2 separate regions of the Mus musculus genome follow, and region 1 is linked to region 2. Evidence: chromatin contacts called from ENCODE Hi-C or POLR2A ChIA-PET data. All regions are on one chromosome and are shown on one strand. The core of a region is the stretch at or near the end of the contact, and the rest is flanking DNA. Distances in the headings are between cores, read along the strand shown.

Region 1 (4,704 bases), core at 2,021-4,520, 57 kb before region 2:
CTATTGACCAGGCTGGCTTTACTCTGCTGCCTGTCTCTCTGCCTTTGCTACCATGCCCTCACAAATACACACTCTTGAAAACTATTTATATTTGTTTATTTTGTGTGTGTTGGGATTCAGACCCAGGACAAATGGCTGAGGTGCATATTTTACACACCAAAGTAGACCTGGCCTCCATGTGACCCCAGCATTCCTTAGTCCCTACCTGGCAAATCTCTCCCCCCAACCCTAAACTTCCTCTCACCAAGAGGTTCTTCAATCTATCACCCAGACATCGTGGTTCCCGCTCTCTCTCTCTCTCCCTCTCTCTCTGCATTTTTTCTCTCTTCCTAAGTGCATGTTCTTTCTCTTTCTCTAACCTCCTCCCTCTGTCTCTCTCCCCTTGGCAACTTCCCTGGTCTCCTTTCTTGGGACCAGTGAGAGCAGCTTTAATTTGGCTTGAGTAGGTTTATTACATTGGCAAAGATTACCTATCAGTATATATGAGTGTTTTATACTGTGCATCCCATGCAAGATGGTGCCATCAGAGGTCAGAAGAGGGCATACCTGATCCTCTGGATCGGATTTACAAATGATTGTAGGTAGCTGGATGGGTGATGGGAATGGAACTAAGTCCTCTGCAAGAGTAACTAGTGTCTTTAACTGCAAAGCCCTCTCTCCAACCCCAATAAATGTATTTTTAAAAAGAAAGGAGTTGGGCAGTGGTACACACCTTTAATCCCAGGATCAGGAGGCAGAGGCAGGCAGATCGCTGAGTTCCAGGCCAGCCTGGTCTACAGAGTGAGCACCAGGACAGCCAGGGCTACACAGAGAAACCTGAGAGGGGAAGGGGAAGGAGGAGGGGGAGGAGGGGCAGATACTTAGTAGATAAAGGTACTTGCCGCCCAGCCTGAAGACTTGATCTTGATCCCTGGCACCTGCACACTAGAAGGAGAGAACTGACTATTGAGAGTTTCCCTCTGATCTTCATAGGAGCACACCCACATGCACACACAAATAAATAAAGAAATATAAAATAAAGGAGGCTGGAGAGAAGGCTCAGCTGATAAGGGTATTTGCTGCTTTCCTGAGACCCGTGTTGTCTGCTCCATAACAAGACCCTGTCTTAAGGCCAGGTTTAAATTTTTTTTAAGATTTATTTATTTCATGTATATGAGTACGCTGTCTTCATGCACAACAGAAGAGAGCATTGGACCCCATTACAGATGGTTGTGAGCCATCATGTGGTTGCTGGGAATTGAACTCAGGAGCTCTGGAAGATCAGGTTCTATAACAGACTCAGCACAGCCAGAGCTACATAGTAAGACCCTGCCTCAAAAAACAAAACAAAGAAAACAGGTCACTCTGCTACACTGTGAGTTAGAGGCCAGTCTAAGATGTTCATGGACAAGAAGTTGTTTTCTTTTATATTTTAACTTTACCATCATCGTCATCGGCATGAGGTTAAAGGGATGACAGCCTTCAGGGGTTAGCTCTCTCTTTCCATCCTGTGTGTTCCAGGCTCAAGCACAGCAGCAAGGGCTTTTACCCTCTGAGCCATCTCAATACCCTGTCCTTCCTTCCACTGTTGCTATTCTTGGTTGTTGTTTTTTTTAAGATTTATTTATTTATTATATGTAAGTACACTGTAGTTGTCTTCAGACACTCCAGAAGAGGGCATCAGATTTCATTAGATTTGAACTCGGGACCTTCGGAAGAGTAGTCAGCGCTCTTAACCACTGACCTATCTCGCCAGCCCTAACAAAGAGTATTTGTTTTGGTTTGGGTTTTTTGTTTTGTTTTGTTTTTCGAGACAGGGTTTCTCTGTATAGCCCTGGCTGTCCTGGAACTCACTTTGTAGACCAGGCTGGCCTCGAACTCAGAAATCTGCCTGCCTCTGCCTCCCGAGTGCTGGGATTAAAGGCATGTGCCACCAAGCCTGGCACTATTCTTGTTTTTAATGTAACTACATTTAACTTGTTTATTTAGTATGTGTGTGTGTGTATGTGGTGCATGCCATGGCACATTTGTGGAGGCTTTGGGGAGTTCATTCTCCTACCATGTAGGTCCAGAAGATCAAACTCAGGTCTTCAGGCTTGTCAAGGTTGGATAGACCAAGGGCTAGACACCATTTACACTATACATATCCTCCGCGGGGCGGTGGGGGTTCTTGGTCTGCATAGGTCTGCATACTGGGGCAGTAATGATGTGGTTCAGTGTAAGAACGTTCCCCTAGAAGCCGGACAGTAGTGGCACATGCACAAAGTCCTGGAGTTAATACCTAGTACTACGAAACAAAAAGACATTATAAATAATGACAAAAATCAGGTATGGTGATTCATGCTAATTCCAGCATTTAGGCATTGTAGGCTGCTTTTCATTGCCAGCATCTTTTTTTGTTTGTTTGTTTGTTTGTTTGAGACAGTTTCACACAGCCCACTCTGGCCTCAAACATGCTGCTTAGCTAAGGTTGGCTTTGAAATTATTCTCTTTTCTTCATCTACAGGGAGCTAGGATTATAGGCATGATCTACCATACCCCGCTTCTCTTGTGTTCTGTTTTGTTTTGTTTTTCTAGAAAGGGTTTCCCTGTGTAATCTTGGCTATTCTGGAACTCAGGCTGTAGACCAGACTGACTTCGAAGTCAAATTTGCCTCTCTCTAGTGGTAGGATTAAAGGCTCGAGTCACCACCGTATGACTTCCCCCGTGTTCCTAATAGGAAAAAAAAAAAAAAAAAAGTTTCACGGACAGGAACCATTCGTCTTGTTTATTCCACTATCCCAATCTAGCACTATGTCTAGCACTAGCATGTGACTATTTTTAATTGGTGTCTTCGAAATATTGTATACATTTCAAAGAGAAAGCAATCATCAAGAAACCAGGATTTGAACCCCTGTCTGTAGAATCACAAGGCCCTCACTGAAACATTATACATAAGTTTCCTAGTCTTACATAAAGGCAGAAGTTCGACCTGGTAGCGGGAGGGTAAGGCCAGAAGCCATAAAACCTTCCCATCAGCTGGGCGTGGTGGCGCACGCCTTTAATCCCAGCACTCGGGAGGCAGAGGCAAGCGGATTTCTGAGTTCGAGGCCAGCCTGGTTTACAGAGTGAGTTCCAGGACAGCAAGAGCTAGAAAAACAAAACAAAACAAACAAACGAAAAAACCAAACAACCAACCAACCAACCAAAAACCCTTCCCATCAGTCTCAGAGCTCGGGAGCCCGGCCACGCGCCGGAAGTCGGAGACCAAGACTACATATCCCACATTGCTCTGCGGTGCGTCGCACTGGTGACGTTGTAGGGAGGCTGGCGCGCGGGATTTAAACTGCAGCGGTTTAGGCGTTGTTAACACAGCGCAGTATTAGCAGAGTCGTGGTTTCCAAGCTTCTTTCATTTGTGTTGCCTGTTGTTGTTCCTGAGTCCATGGAGTCGCTTCACGCACGCCTGTTTCCTGGTCTCTCCATCAACATTCAACGCAGCAATGGTGAGGGCAGGGTCTTGAGGCCAAGGGGACGACCCAAGAGCGGTGAGACTGCCAAGATGGTTATCTGAATCTCCGTGTGGCAAAGCTTTGGGATACTTTCCCTTATTCCACACTGAGGGGGTCCATGTCACTACACTGGCAGTCGGTGTCCCCTACACAGGAGGAAAACGCTACTTTGGTTGTGGGTCCCTTGCCTGCTTTCTGAGTGTGGGCGGAGCACGTCTGCGGTTATTGGTGCGCCTAGCTAGGTTATAGCGATTGGATGCATTTCCTCTGAACCTGTTTTGCTTTGTTGGACCCGCGGCTTCCTCGGCCTCCTGAGTGCTGGGATTAAAGGTCATGCACTACCACGCCCGGCTTTTTTTTTTTTTTTTTTTTTTTTTTGGCGTTTGTTTTGGTTTTTCAAGGAAGGGTTTCTCTGTGTAGTCCTGGAACTCCTGTAGACCAGGCCTCGAACTCACAAATCCCCTGCCTCTGCCTCCCAAGGGCTGGGATTAAAGGCGTTGCACCACCACTGCCCGGCTCAACCATCTGTCTTTATTAAGCAATTTCTACAGGTCTAATAACGGGTCATTCATGGACTAGCCAACCACTGCCAAAAATGGACCAGGGAACTCCAGCGGTCCAGCTCTTTACTGATGTGTTCAGGAATAGCTCCTCCAAGGAATGTAGTAACTTACTTGCTCAAATGAATCTTCATTCTGTTGGAGCGGTGATGCAATTTTATCCTATGGAGCTGGGGTTTAAGGCCCATTCCCTGTTCACTTCCACTGTGGAATGGTCTAAGGGTGAACCCCACTAGAATTACTAACTAGCATTTGTGTTTTGTTTTATTTTTTGAGACAGTTTCTCTGTAACAGGGCCTTGGACCTGGACTTGCTTTGTAGATCAGGCTGACCTCGAACTCACAGAGATCCACCTACTGTACTTTGCAAGTGCTAGGATTAAAGGCATGCACCATCACAGGCCTAGTTCTTTGGTGTTTTGTTTGTTTGTTGCTTTTTAAATTTATTATTTTATTTTATGTTCATTGGTGTTTTGTGAAATCCTCTGGAAGTGGAATTACACTTTGACAACAGGGTTTCTCTGTGTAGCCCTGTCTGTCCTGGAACTCACGTTGTAGACCAGGCTGTCCTCACTCACAGAACTCCTCAGGCCTCTATCCCTGATGTATTGGGATTAAAGGCAAGGGCCACCACTGCCTGGCTGTTTGTATTTTTTAAAAGAGAATTAAATTTTCC
Region 2 (4,137 bases), core at 1,228-3,727:
GGAGCCACGACGGGAGGCTGGGCCTGGGCCTATAGGTCGGGTCTCATCAATGCTGGGCAGGTGACCTCCAGGTTTCCCTGGTGGTAATTTCAGAGCCAGGTCTTTGGTAGTCTCCTCTTCCTGGCGTCTGGATGGCAGGGTCCTGCAAGCCATGGACCTGCCTGCTGGAAGATCCATACTTAGGAGTGGCCCTCATAGGCTGAGATCACCCTACATCCAGCCTCTTGCTCTGTGAAGTAGACACTTTTCTTTTTGAGTGTGTGCTCACACGACCTCTTGTGTGTTTGAGACAAGGTCTCATATGGCCTCCAACTCTCTCTTCCTCTCTCCTTTTTTTTTTTTTCTGAAACAGGGTTTCTCTGTGTAGCCCTGGCTGTCCTGAAAAATCACTCTGTAGACCAGGCTGGCCTGGAACTCAGAAATCCACCTGCCTCTGCCTCCCAAGTGCTGGGATTAAAGGCGAGCACCACCACTGCCCAGCTTTTCTTTCTTTTTTCTTTTTTTCTTTCTTAAAACAGTATTTCCCTTTGTAGCCCTGGCTGTCCTGGAACTGGCTTTGTAGACCAGGCTAGCCTCAAACTCATCAAGATCCATCTGTTTTCTGCTTCCTGAGTGCTGCGATCAAAGGCTGTTGTCAACTCTTTTATGTACCTGAGGCTGGCCTTGAACTCCATCTCCCTGCCTCCAACTCCGGAATGGTGGGATTATAGGCATGACTACATTCACTGTCTCCCTAGGAGACTATAGGCATATATACCTTGTCTATAGCCACTCCATAGCCCTTTCTTACCTGTACGTTTGGAACAAGTAGGTCAGATTGGGGCTGTGTGCCTACTAGGTGCTTAGAGCCGGTTAAGAGCTGTGAGAGACACAAGCAAGGAAAGGGGCTGCTTAGTCTATGGTCATGGAACCTCTACCCAGTGTTCCTTTCCCTTGGTCACAGGAGGCTAGATCCACTTCCCCTTTCTCCTCCCACTTGACTTCATCAGCAGAATGGGGACATGAAGCTGGTTTCTGGGTTTCTTCAATAGCCAGAAGGGACAGACCCGACTCCATCACTCCCACAGCTCTCTGTAGCCTCAGAGGTAGAGAACTTAATCATCTTCCCTGCTCTGTGTACGGTGGGACTTTTCTCCCTCTCCACCGGCTGCATCTGGAGGTGGGAGACATGGGGAGAAGCAACTTCCATCGTCCTGCTTGGGTCTCTAACTCCTTCGGAATCACCTATGAGACGGATGCCCTCTTCCCCTGAAACTCCCGCAGGCATCTGACTCACCTGCAGCCTTTGGCCTCCAAGCTCTGCTGGCCCCACAGTCTTCACTGAGCTGGCCTGACAGGCCTGTGGGCGAGGAAGGCTTGTGTTGTGCAGTTACCATGGGGCTGTGGCAAGCACACCTCTCCCTCCCAGAAATCCTTCCCCTGGCCAAACTCTGGAATAACCTAAGTGTTCCTGCTATGGGCACCTGCAGAAAGGAGGGGCGCTCTGAGTTACCAGGGAGAGAGGGTCCACGGGGGCTTGGAGTTCTAGGGCATCACAGGCTAAGGGAGCCGGTGCCGAGAGAGGTGCACTGTTCAGAAAGGTCCTAGTTTCAGAGCCACTATTTCATATGAATCTCTCCCTGCCTCTTCACCCTTAGCTAGCCTCCTCTAATTCACAGGTCCACGAGAGGAAAACCCACCAGGGGGCCACTGGATCTGGCCTGGCCATCTGTGAATAAGTCACGGGGGGGGGGGGGGGCTGGGATATGCTAAAACCTTGAGATTGCGGGGGCAGCTTCTTAGGAATTTAGTATCTGGGCTCACAGGAAAGAGCACGTCATGGTTCAGCATTCTCCCCAGCAGCCTCAACAAGGACAAACATTTCCGCTTCAGGGCAGGGTGGGGCTTGGATGACTTCCTTAGTTCAGAGCTATGTGCTGAAGGGAGGCCTATTGGTTCAGCGGGAAGGACCCAGGCCTGGCATGGCCATGACTCAGTGATTCTAAGTCCGGTTTCTTAACCTTTGCTGACCTACTCACGTGTCTGGGACCTGTAGGCAGCACCTCTTTCCTTAGGGGGATTGCTTTTCGGGGCTGCCAGAGGCTGCGCTACTCCTGTTAGAACTGACACCTCACCTCCCCTGCTCTGGGAGGTGTGGGGCTGCCCCCTCCCAGGCAAGCTAAGTCTGAGCCTTGAAAACCACACTTAGGTTTGAGAATTTTCCCTGATGGGGTGATGTCTCGGGTGTTTCTAAAATGCAGCCGTGGGAAGGGATTAGAAAAGCAGAGGCCTTGGATTCTGAACTCAGTGTAGGCGGGGAGCCAGCCAGCACTAGGGCCCTCAGACTCATCTTAGGGCCCTTCTACTGCTGATTTTTTTCCCCCCCTGGGCGTATAGGGAGATGGGCGGGGCCTCCTCAGGCTCAGCTCCAGTTTCTATGGAAACCCACAGGCTTCCCACCCAGCTGCTGCCTGGGCAGATTCCCAACCTGGGCCTCATCCACCACCAGCCTCTCCCGGGATCATAGGCCTTTCTAGCCCCAGCTTCTTCTCTGGGTCCTGTCTGCATCTGCATCCCTTTCCTGAACCTCAGGCCTTCTTTAAGGACCTGGGCCTTTCTGCTCCTATATTTTAGCTCCTCGGCAAACAGGCCTCCAGCTCCTGCCCTCCCTCTCAGGTCTTTCTTGGCCTGGCTAGGCCTTCTAGACTGTTCCACCCTTTAACCTACTGCCCACTGCACTTATGGAGAACCCAGGACTGGTGGTACGTGGGCAGGCTGCACCCTTTTCCACAGCACTTCGAAGCCTCATCAACAACCCCCAGTACAGGTGAGGCAGTGGCCCCCTGGGGGGTTTTCCCTAGCTGGCCTGTGAATTTGAGGAGGCTAAGGGCAAGGAAGCCCGGGAAAGAACACTTGGCCTCCCTGGGGAACTCAGTCTGTGAGGAAGTCAGCTATAGAGGAAATTTACTTGTCTGTGGCCACACTACCCTGAGAGTCAGAGGCGGGGGTAGTGGCAGATAGAAGGGAGGGCAGCTGTGTGAACTCAGGCAATGCCTGAGTTCTCTGGCTTCTCCTCCACCCCCTCGGCCCTGAAAGATGGGTTATGATTTGATTCACCCCCATTGGGCTTTCGACTGAGCACTGGAACGTCTTATCTTGAAGAGACAGAGGTATGGATGGCTCTAGCGATTCATAAGAGGAACGAAGCCCAAAGGATCGAGCCGGAGACCCAGACAGGAAGTAGTTCAAGGTTTCCGACCACCCACTGCTTGCCCAAGAGACTAGTGCTGTCTGAAACCAGGAATAGAGTTCACTGGGGGCAGGGCTGGTCATGGGAGACAAGAACTCTGTTTCCCATCCCCAGACTCTCAGAGGCTGCCCTGCTCCCCAGGGTTAAGACTGCCATAATTCTCGGTTTTTTGAGGACAGGGTGCCACAGTCTGGCCTGAAGAGTGGAGCCTTAGGCAGGAGGCTTTGGAAGCTGAAGCGCTCGCTGCTGCCTCCTACCCCTACTTAACACAGAGGCTGGGGCCGGAAGTGATTATGAAGATGGAAAATGTGGTCTCACCTCATGATGGTGATCACTGTCATGTCTGTCTGCAGTCAGTGTGCTCTGTACCCCACATCCTCACACCCTCCCACAGGAAGAAGGGTAAAAATGCTGAGTTGGCATTTGGTGAAGGCGTCCCAAGAGGAGTGTCCTCTCCCCCAAGATTCAGACTGGGGAGACATCAACCTGGCTTGCATGAGCTCTGCTATCCCCCTACCCCCCCATCCCCCCGCCCCCTGTGAACCAAGCATAGTCCACTCCCTTGAGACCTGCCATCATGGCTGAAAAGTCTTAGAGTCAAAGATATAAAGTCACCGAGTGGAACTGAGACTAGAGCACAGGCTTGTGTCTTCCAGATGTAGGCTTTGACCTCACACAAAAAGAAGCCCTAGTGTGACAGAGGTAAAGCCAACAGTGTGATCTAGGTCTGAGATCCCCTCCCCTGGCCCTCCCTCTCTTCCACAGTGATATTTGCTTTGTGGTTGGTCAAGAACGGCAAGAGGTATTTGCCCACCGGTGCTTGTTGGCCTGTAGATGTAACTTCTTCCAGAGACTTTTGGGCCCTGGGGTACCTAGTCCTGTGGTGCTAAGCACTGTGCCTGCCGAAG

Evidence for each region. Hi-C counts contacts between places; a loop is a spot of excess contacts on that map. ChIA-PET counts read pairs that join two places held with the same protein, here RNA polymerase II (POLR2A).
Region 1: POLR2A ChIA-PET joins it to region 2 with 11 read pairs in embryonic stem cell. The contact joins the promoter of Kif2c here to the promoter of Btbd19 in region 2. A Hi-C loop is called at or near these places in 1 of 37 maps with a recorded cell type or tissue (heart). POLR2A ChIA-PET finds 5 or more read pairs at or near these places in 4 of 5 experiments (Patski and embryonic stem cell).

The regions. Positions count from the first base shown.
Region 1 is chr4:117,181,190-117,185,893 of GRCm38, reverse strand. Kif2c (kinesin family member 2C) reads left to right here and starts at 3,270. Exons shown (of 20, transcript NM_134471.4): 1 at 3,270-3,463. The coding sequence starts at 3,403.
Region 2 is chr4:117,123,998-117,128,134 of GRCm38, reverse strand. Btbd19 (BTB (POZ) domain containing 19) reads left to right here and starts at 2,477. Exons shown (of 8, transcript NM_001384196.1): 1 at 2,477-2,806; 2 at 3,995-4,137. The coding sequence starts at 2,721. It overlaps Tctex1d4 (Tctex1 domain containing 4), which reads right to left and starts at 1,322. Exons shown (of 4, transcript NM_175030.2): 1 at 1,277-1,322; 2 at 1,047-1,153; 3 at 791-859; 4 at 1-164. The coding sequence starts at 153.